Regions from separate parts of the Homo sapiens genome. Here all the other regions are linked to region 1. Evidence: chromatin contacts called from ENCODE Hi-C or POLR2A ChIA-PET data. All regions are on one chromosome and are shown on one strand. Each heading gives the region's core, a stretch centred on a gene start or an enhancer-like site at or near the end of the contact. The rest is flanking DNA. Distances are from core to core; before and after follow the strand shown.

What was found. A loop is a pair of places that touch in the nucleus more often than their neighbours do. ChIA-PET counts read pairs that join two places held with the same protein, here RNA polymerase II (POLR2A). Pooled maps may share reads with other maps.
Region 2: a pooled map shows a loop between it and region 1 (1.9-fold over the local background). The contact joins the promoter of GABRR1 here to the enhancer-like site in region 1. A Hi-C loop is called at or near these places in 1 of 50 pooled maps. POLR2A ChIA-PET finds 5 or more read pairs at or near these places in 3 of 52 experiments (GM10248, WTC11 and activated T-cell).
Region 3: a map of gastrocnemius medialis shows a loop between it and region 1 (4-fold over the local background). The contact joins two enhancer-like sites. A Hi-C loop is called at or near these places in 1 of 168 maps with a recorded cell type or tissue (gastrocnemius medialis) and 1 of 50 pooled maps. POLR2A ChIA-PET finds 5 or more read pairs at or near these places in 1 of 52 experiments (activated CD8-positive, alpha-beta memory T cell).

The regions. Positions count from the first base shown.
Region 1 is chr6:89,033,704-89,037,169 of GRCh38, forward strand. No RefSeq gene overlaps it. Among named protein-coding and RNA genes, the nearest start is that of PNRC1-DT, 45 kb to the right of the region's middle. RefSeq lists a cis regulatory region at 1,664-2,498. Within about 2 kb of position 1,893, at least 29 of the 41 ENCODE cell types and tissues checked have a DNase peak (open chromatin) inside an H3K27ac peak, as active enhancers do; they include gastrocnemius medialis, where a contact is called at or near this core.
Region 2 is chr6:89,215,848-89,219,313 of GRCh38, forward strand. GABRR1 (gamma-aminobutyric acid type A receptor subunit rho1) reads right to left here and starts at 1,511. Exons shown (of 10, transcript NM_002042.5): 1 at 1,354-1,511. The coding sequence starts at 1,475.
Region 3 is chr6:89,185,275-89,188,740 of GRCh38, forward strand. GABRR1 (gamma-aminobutyric acid type A receptor subunit rho1) reads right to left here. Exons shown (of 10, transcript NM_002042.5): 7 at 36-176. Among named protein-coding and RNA genes, the nearest start is that of GABRR1, 30 kb to the right of the region's middle. Within about 2 kb of position 1,722, at least 2 of the 41 ENCODE cell types and tissues checked have a DNase peak (open chromatin) inside an H3K27ac peak, as active enhancers do; they include gastrocnemius medialis, where a contact is called at or near this core.

The DNA of each region.
Region 1 (3,466 bases), core at 643-3,142:
CAGGGGACTTTCTAAAGCATCAGACAAATAAACTGGCAGCTCCATGCCCTAATAACGTTAAATAATTGAACAATTGTTTATATCATTTTGCCTTTTTCTTTCCAAAACCTGTAAAACAATGTTATCTGCTTTGGCACAGCAAATTAAGGTGAAATTATACAAAGTGAAAATCAGCTATGTGTCAAGTATAGGCCTGTACTAAGGAAGCAGGGCTGCTACAAATGTAATTATAAGATCCTAGACTCGCCGGGTGTGGTGGCTCACACCTGTAATCCCAGCACTTTGGGAGGCCGAAGCGGGTGGATCATGAGGTCAAGAAATCGAGACCATCCTAGCCAACATGGTGAAACCTCGCCTCTACTAAAAATACAAAAAAGCCGGGCGTGGTGGCGGGTGCCTGTAGTCCCAGCTACTCGGGAGGCTGAGGCAGGAGAATCCCTTGAACCAGGGAGGTGGAGGTTGCAGTGAGTTGAGATCACGCCACTGCACTCCAGCCTGGGTGACAGAGCAAGACTCCTGTCTCAAAAAAAAAATTCCTAGAATTTAATTTTCCCTCTTCAATTTATTCCCCGTATTGTAGTCAGAATGATTTTTTGGCAACATGCCAATCTGACCAGGTGTGGTGGCTCACACCTGTAATCCCAGTACTTGAATCACTTGAACCTGGGAGGCAGAGTTTGTGGTGAGCCCAGAATGTGCCACTGCACTCCAGCGTGGACAACAGAAAAAGACTGCCTCAAAAAAAAAAAAAAAAATATATATATATATGAGTGGCATGATCAGACTGTTGTTTAAGAAAGATAATGGCAGCAGAATTTTGGAGGTAAATGACAGAGAAGTAAATTGAACGACAGGGAGACCTGCTGTGAGGTTATTATAAAGATGCCAATAAGACATGATGGAAGCCGGAACTAAAGCCTCGGGGAGGGCATAGAGAGGAGGGCCAGACTGCAGAGACACAGAGAGGTTGAGTCTACTGGATCTTGCTGACACTCTTAGCTTGGGCAATGAGGGAAGTCAAGAGGGAAGCGTTAAGAATGACTCAAGTTTCTGGCAAGGGCAACTGGGTGTCTGTAATGAAGAAGAGAAATAGACATTTCATGTATTAGGCTGTAAGAGAAGCCCTCTGTTTTGACTGATGACGTAAATGAGGGCTTTCCACTTTCTGAAAAACTGAACTCTTCTGATGCAATGAGACAACCTCCACATCATAGTCAGCCATGGTCCGTTGGGTTCAACTCAGTCCCAATGCCCTGACACCCTCGTTACCTGATCTGATCCTACTGCCCCAACCTAATGGAACTGAAAACAGTGGTGTCAACAAACTAAACTGCCCACCAACTGTGACATATTCAAAGCCTGCATAAGCTTGCTCTGTGAATGGAGAACACATTCTAAAAGGATCCCAAAAGAAAATAAAGCCTTTTCTGTCTTCCCAGGGAGGTTTTAGGCTAAGGAAACAAAATAAACACCACACGAAATAGTGGGCAAAGGTACAAGAGAGTTTAAGGTTAAATGCTAAATTATGAAGCAAATTCCAATCAGAGGACAGTGATGGTATTGTTACTCTAGAACAGCCAGGAAAGATAATCATCTGTGTTGACCATCTACTGCCAAACCACCATCCGTAAGTCACACAGTTGGTAAGTGGCAGAGCCAGTGCGTGAAGTTGGGAGAGACTGTCTCAGATCTTCAGGAAGGCGAAATGTGAGCTGAGACAGGAAGGTGCCCGGTGTCCAGCCTGGATGGGCTGGGAGTGCAGCTGGGAGCTTGGAGCATCCTGGGAGGAGAAGCAGAGCAACAGGACTGGCACGTGATATTAATCATCCCGGAATGGAGGCCTTCTGACTGGAGACTTGCAGTGTACCTACCACTGCTGGGTGTTTTCAGCATTTCAGTTTGGCAATAAACATAAAAAGTCTAGTAACACAGGCGTAAGCCTGGAATGTTCAGTGACTGGTCACTGTCAGGAATAATTATTACAAAAGAGCAGCTGAGAAGACATGACTCAGCACGCCCCACCTCAGAACACTCCGGTCCCACCTAAGGGCTTTCCAAAGTCCGCAGGAACCAGGCCAGCTGAGTATTCACATAGCCGCTCTGTTCAAGTCACACTCCAGATCCGTAGTGTTATTGGTGAGAACAATGACTAACTAGCAGGATGATTTACATGCATGCGAGTTCCAACTTGGCCTTTTTCCTGTCAGCAAAATTTACTACTATCTTCTAGCTGTCTTCCTACGTCAGGACTAAAAATGGTTACACTCCTAGCAGTAGAGCATATCCAGCCAACTGACAAGCAAAGAAAGATTAAGGACAAGTACATAGACAACATGGGGTGGACTTTATCAGAAAGGACAAGGCAGATACAGTGCTGGCCAAGGAGTGTTGCAAGTAAGGAATTTCCTGGAGCCTTATGCAAACTCCAGTAATCCCAGGCAATGATGCAGTTTCACTTCTGTTTCATATTAACGAGTACTAGAAACACATAATGAGTGACCTAGTTCTTTTCCAGTGGATTTTCCTTTTATTAGAACTATGCTCTGGTAGGTTACTTAATTATTTAAAAACATCAACACTGAGCACTATTTTAAGCTAGACCTTGACTTTAAATTTCAAATATGTCATTATAGTATTTAATAAATATAAATTCAGTTTTTTAAACAGTTTTTGTGGTTTTTTACATTCCATGAAATTCACCCATTTGAAGTGCACAATCAAAAATTTTAAGTACATTCACAGAGTTGCACAATCATCACCACAATAAGAATTCATTTTTGAGCTTTTTATTTCAGTTTTTCAATAGATGATAATTTCAAGAGGAAATGATAGGCCACAAAAAGTCTGTAACTGGGGGATGAAGCAAGATGGCAGAATAAAAGTCCCCACCACTTATCCCCTGCCGCAGGAAGACCAAATTTAATAACTATCTGCATAAAAAAGCACCATCATTGGCCGGGCACGGTGGCTTGTGCCTGTAATCTCAGCACTTTGGGAGGCCAAGGCGGGCGGATCACAAGGTCAGGAGATCGAGATCATCCTGGCTAACATGGTGAAACCCCGTTTCTACTAAAAAATACAAAAAATTAGCCGGGCGTGGTGGCAGGCACCTGTAGCCCCAGCTACTTGGGAGGCTGAGGCAGGAGAATGGCATGAACCTGAGAGGCGGAGCTTGCAGTGAGTCGAGATCATGCCACTGCACTCCAGCCTGGGCAAAAACACCGTCATAACCAAAAATCAGGTGAGCACTCACAGTACCTGGCTTTAACTTCATCTCACTGAAAGAGGCACTGAAGAGGGTATAAAAGACAGCCCTGAATTGCCAACACCACCCACCCCTCATCCCCTCCTGCACCCCCACAGCAGCTGTTGCGTGGCACAGAGAAATGTGTGCTTGGGAGACAGAAAGCCCAGCATTGTGAGATTTTGCATTGAACTCAGTGATGCCCTGTCACAACAGAAAGAA
Region 2 (3,466 bases), core at 261-2,760, 180 kb after region 1:
AAGTCTATTTCACTCTCTTAGACTTCTTAATCACCGATATTTGCAAATAGGTTGCCACTCTAACTCTGGCTTGGGAAAAGTTTTTGATGAAGACCAACAGAGTTTGTTGTCGTTGTTGTTGCTTTTAATCCCTATAAGCACATTTGGATCAAATAATCTCTACGGCTGCACCAATCCACAAGTTCCAGTGTTTGCCCAAGCAACTTCTGACTCTGATGGTAATAGGGCACAGTGGCCTCCCTTAGCACCCCAGGGCTCACCATGACCACTGGATATTTCAGCTCCTAGTTTTGTGATGTTGTTAAGAACAGCTTGAAACAAATGCTGTGAGCTACAGCTGGCTGTTTGGGAGCCCATGTGATGAGGGCTCCCTCCAGCCCCAGAAGGAGGACACTGAGGTGCTAGACACAGCCCTCCTCCTAACCCCAAACTCCCAAAAGCTAGATATCTTTTCATATTCACTGATCTCTCAGACTCTATTTATATTTACACTCAAAAGAAAGGTGAAGTTCAATTTGAAGCTAAGGCTAAGAAAGGACCAAGAATCAACAACGCCCTACTGTCTCCATTTCCTCATCAGTACAGAGAGCACTGGATTAGGTTGTCTCCAAGTCTCCTGTATTATTGACTGATGCCGGGCAAGCAGGTGTGCATCCCAGATAGACATTGCCAGTGCTGCCGTCAGAATGGCCCAGGTGAGGCCGAGTGCTAAGGGGCTGGTGGGGAACCTGGTTTCCTGTGTAAGCTCCCTCTGCAAGTGCTGGCAGACAGGGCACCATGCACCTTTGGTGTTGACCACAGGCAAGCACTTGCCTGCAGGAGGCTCCGTCCCTGGCCCTCCCAATTTATAGGTAGGGAACCATCTAATAATGATCCTTCTAGTCACACAGCTTGGAGAAAGCTGCTTTCTTTTAAAATATTAAAAAATGATTCACAAATCTAACAGAAATAATTAGAGCAGAATCATTCTCATGAAATACAGGTCCCATTGGTAATTTGAGAATTCACAGAGTTGTTCTAACCCTAGGACACAGACAGCAAACAATTGCCCTTGATATTTTTTTTAAATGTGCATATATTCTATTTTCCAGAATCTACCTTTCACCCAGGACAATTCATAAGGAATTTTAAAAATGCACTGATAAAATGATCTAATCTAGCATCATTTTAAAAGAAAACGTAATTCTAACTTTCTAAAAGGGGAGCAGCAGGAGAACAAAGGGAAGGGGAAGAAAAAGGCATCCACACAAAACACCATACGCTGGAAATGATGCTCAGTTTCTAGAAGAACACTGTAAGCTCACTTTGTGCATCCTCTTTTCCTAAATCCTCTATCCCTAAATGTCCACTCACCTGCCTTTCTTAGACATCTCGTGGACTTCTCTTCCGGGCCAGTGCATTCTGCTTTCAGTGGCCAAAACCCATCCCCACCACAAAAGAAAGATGCCAAATCTCATATTTGGGACAGCCAACATGGGTTTCCAAATTCAAACAGCTCTCTCCAGAAACAGCAAAAAGGAAAAGATTGTTCTTTTTCTCTCTTAAGACATTATTGGTCTGTTCATTATTAGAAGGATGTTTACTCATGCAAAAAAAAAATCAACCCACAGGATGCAATCTGGAGAGCAGGAGAAAGCAATTTCCACTAAACCTATAAATCCTCCTACGTCAGATGTCAGGGATTTTCTGAACTGAGGTTGAATTCCTGTGTCCCAGTGGAACAATTATTTTAGCCGGTCTAAATTAGTTCATCGTCAAATGCAGTAAAAATGTTGGTAAAAGTCTTATTTTCTGGTGCGTCGAATAAAAGGAAGTAAAAATGGACCAAAGCAATTTCCAAGAGGAGTAAGGCCAGAGGTGCGGAACTGCTTTCTATGTTCACGTTAATGAGCTCCTCCCTGGATCTATTTTAAGCTTACGGCCATTATTATTTGCTTTAGCTGAGGGCTGGATTTGGACAGCTTCCTGCCCCCACTTCCTGTGGCTGAATCCCTGAAACCCCAGGGCTCGGTACCTGCGTGGGCTGTCTATATGGCTGAGATTGGGAGGGCAACTGGGGAAGAGGTTTTTTTGTCTTTGTTTGGCGCAGAAACAAGTAAATTTCCTTGTCAGTTGCATTGTTCTTATCATGAACCTTGCTGCACTGTCCACATTTGAAAAATACCAGTAATAAATTAACTGTAGCCTCAAGTCTGTGTTATTTGTAGACAGTTTTTCTTTTGCTTTGATGCTTACTTTAAGACTCTGCTATAATCTACAGGCCGGATCTTGTGTCTTCATCAAAAGACAGTCTCAGAGCCTCGTGGAAGAGACCGCATTAGGTACTCCAAACTATTGACTCTTCAAAGCTGAGCTGACATGGTTTTGGTAACTTTCAGACTGTACCGGTAAACTGAGTCAGGATTCCCATAACTCTATAGCTGAAAAGCGGTTTCACACAACTGCTAACCCAAGATCCAATAGAATGAGAATTAATTACACAAGACTGAAAAAAAATTGATGAGAGAAATTTTTTTCGGGTTATTTGAAATGCAGTTGTTTTAAGGTTCTGTTCCCAGATCGTAAGAAGCCTTTTCTTTCTCTTCTTGTGCTATCTGTAATTCACAATAAGCTTTTAAATTCTGCTTTTATAAACCAGAATGAAGTATTCTTAAATTATATATGATTCTCACTAACACGATTCTTCTTATTTGAATTCAGAAACTCTTACCCAGTCTCTCTACATTTCTTGGCAATATAGTTGTTTGCATAGGTTTAGTAAGAATCTGTCCTCCCTTTTGCCAAAATACAACTGGAAGCATCAATTATGCAATGAAAGCCTTGCCTTGAATGCCCTATTTGAGAATAATGTTCATTTAACGAGGTGTGACAAGCCATTTTAAGGAATAAAGGTTGGCTGTACTTACGGAACCAATGCCTATAATGTCCTCTCAGGAAACCTGACGTAGGTCCAGTTTATAGTGTCCAGTCTTACAGTTAGTAAGGAAAGTCACTTCTAGGCAAGTACTTGGAGGTATTTTTCTGAAACCTCTAGAAGAAAGGAATTCACTCAAATCTATAGGTACTGCAGGTAAAATTTGGTGGAGTTTCTTGGGCTTGGTCTCCTAATCTTAGCAGGATAGAAAATAATAGACATGGCGGGGCACGGTGGCTCACGCCTGTAATCCCAGCACTTTGGGAGGCCAAGGTGGGAGGATCACCTGAGGTCAGGAGTTAGAGACCAGCCTGGCCAACATGGTGAAACCCTGTCCCTACTAAAAATACAAAAATTACCTCGGTGTGGTGGCGGGCACCTGTAATCTCAGCTACTTGGGAGGCTGAGACAGGAGAATCGCTTGAACCTGGGAGGTGGAAGTTGTAGTGAGCCGAGATCGCACCACTGCACTCCAACCTGGGCAATAAGGAATGAAACTCCGTCCCAAAAAAAGAAAAGAAAATAACAGACACTTTTAGAAGTCCAAGCTAA
Region 3 (3,466 bases), core at 472-2,971, 150 kb after region 1:
CCTGCCCTGACTCTCAGCCCTCACTCTACACTTACCTGTGCTGCTGTAGAAAGCCAGTTTGGTGGTGGTGTGGAATTCCTGAATGAGGAACTGGGAGAGTGAGATCCGTTCATCTGTCTTTAAGGAGTCATTGCCCTTTTTCCAGTACAGCATGAGGTCATCTTCTGTATAGGCATCTGAAAAGACAGGGGCCAGCATCAGACACAAGGTGGTGGCAAGACAGGATGGTCTGTGGGGCTATGTAGAAGCTGTGTCCTGACCTCCCACACTGACTACTGGGATTGTGATATGATAGTTTGAAAAACAAACCACAGTCTAAACAAAGCAAAACAATATCCAAAAAGACAAATCTAATTATCTCCACTCTTCCAAAAGTCATCAGAGCAAAGTTCTCAAGCCCAAATGCACATAATTCCTGCAAAAGGGTTCACCCTACAATTCAGCCTGCCATTTATTAGGTTAAATCAAATGGAATTCTATTTTTGTAGGTTAGAAATGGTTAAATATTGGCAAAATTTCACATGGCTCAGCCTTATAAATGGAGAGTAATTTAGCCTTTTCCTTTCTTCTTTCAAAGTGTGGCGACTCATCAATTGATGGCAAGCACCTGTAAACACTATCAGGTAATAAAGGCTGAATTTTAGCAAGAAAAGATCCATAAAGAGACGGGAGTGGAACAAGTCCCTCTCTGTAGGACTCCAGTTACTCCTACTCAGGGTAAAGTCGAAGTGAATCCATGATCATCACCCTTTCTGGTGCTACCATTTCCCCTTCCCTCACCTGCTTCTGGTGAACTCCAAGTGAACAAACCTACCTCCAGCCTGAGCATAACTGAGGAGAAGCCTCATGGCACTGCCAGTCCAGCCTGTTGATGTGTAAACAGTTCCTTCCAGGGGTCCCTGGGACTATTTTATTCTTGTTTTCTAACACTTGACCTGTGTGATGGTCAGTTTCATGTGTCAACCTGGCTTGGCTATGGTACCCAATTATACAATCAAACACTAATCTGTAAAAGTGTTTTGTAGATGTGACTAATATCTACAACCACTGGACTTTAAAGGGGATTTTCCTGGATAATCTGGGTGGGCCTGATTCCATCAGTTGAAAGGCCTTAGAAGCAGAAATGAGGCTTCCTGGAAGAAGAAATCCCACCTGTGGCCTGCGGCATCCGCTCCTGCCCCAGAGTGCCCCTCCTGCACTCCTGATGGCCCGCCCTGCAGATGTGGGACTCTTAGCCAGCCCCCACAATCCTGCTAGCCACTTCCTTGCAATAAATCTCTACTCTGTATGTCCTACTGGTTCTGTTTATCTGGCGGAGCCATGACTGATACAACCTGAAAAAAGGCTACATTCCAGATGGAGGCAGAAGCTGCCCAGGCATAGTGGGGAAAACTAAGTTCTGGAGACAATGAACTCAGTATTTCAGTCTGGCTCTGCCACCGAGCTCTGTCCCTCCTTTGTATAATGATAATAACCTGTTCTTCAGGGTCTTGTGAGGGTTGAATGACAAGGCAGAGGTAAAGCCACTGTGCAATAAGTAGCCACTCCCTTGGTCCTGGGTTTTATTACACCCTTTCCCCACATTCAGTGCCCTATGCAGCTGTCCCTTTGGCCCCAGCGGTGTGTGATGTCAATGTCCCTGCACTCCTTGGTCCCAGATGATTGGAGCCAGGGGACACCTGATCCACTGCTACAAGCCCAGGCTGGCTGATAAAGTGCCCTGGAACAGTGAGAACCCTCACTAGGGCTTTGACACTGCCAGGGAGTGCCAGTGTTCAGGAGGAGTGTAGGAGTCACAGGGGTGTCCACTGTGCTGTGGGAGAAAGTGTTTGGGCAGGGAGGAGAATGGAGCGGACATGTAGAGGGACAGAGATGCATGTGGATCATTTTATACTGCCTCAGCCTGGCTCTTTCTGTGGCCTGGTTTCTGGGGGGTGTGTGTGTGTGTGTGTGTGTTGTGTTGTGTTAAAATACACATAAAATTTACCATCTTAACCATTCTTTAGTGTAACTTCAGTGGTATTGCACTACATTCTTAAGTGTTGTATTTATGATGCATGATAAATATAATTAAAATTATACTACATGAAAATTACTACATAAATACAGCCATTCTTATGGTAGGATACATCATTTGCCATTGTATATTCTCCCATTCGTGGGTTGCATTTACTCTGTTGATAATGTTTTGATGCACAGCATTTTAAAATTTTCATGTAGTATCTGTGTTGTACTACATTACTACATAAACACAACCAGTATGATGGTCATACCACCATCCATCTCCAGAACTCTTTTCATCTTCCCAAACTGAAGCTCCATACCCATTTAACAATAACGCCTCATCCCTGTTTCCCCTCTCCCCAGCCTCTGGCAACCACCATTCTACTTTCTGTCTCTATAATTTTGACTACGCTAAGTACCTCTTAAAAGTGACATCATACAGTATTTGTCTTTTGCGATTGGCTGATTTCACTTAGCATAATGCCCTCAAGTTTCATTCATGCTGTAGCATGTATCGGAAATCCTTGTTTTTTAAGGCCGAACACTCTTCCACTGTATGCAGATACTGCATTCTGTGTATCCATTCATCCATTGATGGACACTTGGGTTGTTTTCATGTTTTAGCAATTGTGAATAGAACTGCTATAAATATGAGCATACAAGTACCTTTTCAAGACCCTGCTTTCAATTCTTTTGGTTATTTACCCAGAAATGGATTTGCTGGATCATATGTTCTTAATTTTTTTTTTTTTTTAGACATGGGGGTCTTGCTTTCTCACCCAGGCTGGAGTGCAGTGGTGCAATCATAGCTCACTGCAGCCTGCAGCCTCAGGCTCTTGGGCTCAAGTGATTCTCCTGCCTCAGCCTCCCGAGCAGCTGGGACCACAGATGCCAGCCACCATGCCCAGCACATTTTTGTATTTTTTGTAGAGACAGGGTCTTGCTATGTTGCCCAGACTGGTCTTCAACTTCTGGGCTCAAGTGATCCTCTTACCCCGGCCACCCACAGTGCTGGGATTACAGGTATGAGCAACCGTGCCCAGCCATTGTTTTAATTTTTTGAGGAGCTGTTTTCCCCAGTGGCTGCACCATTATACATTACTACCCACAAAGGATAAGGGTTCTAATTTGTTCACATCCTCCCCAGAATTGTTTTCTGTTTTGTTGACAGTATTCATCCCAGTAAGTGTAACTCACTGTAGTTTTGGTTTGCATTTTCCTAATGATTAATGATGTTGAACATCTTTTCATGTGCTTCTTGGCCATTTGTATACCGTCTTTGGAGAAATGTCTATTCAAGTCTTTTGTCCATTTTTTTAAGCAGATTGTTTTGTTGTTGTTGTTGAGTTTTAGCTGTTCTCTTTGTATTCTGGATATCAATCCTTTATCAGATAGATGATTTATCAATATATTATCAATATATTCTCCCATTTGTGGGTTGCCTTTTTACTCTGATAATGTC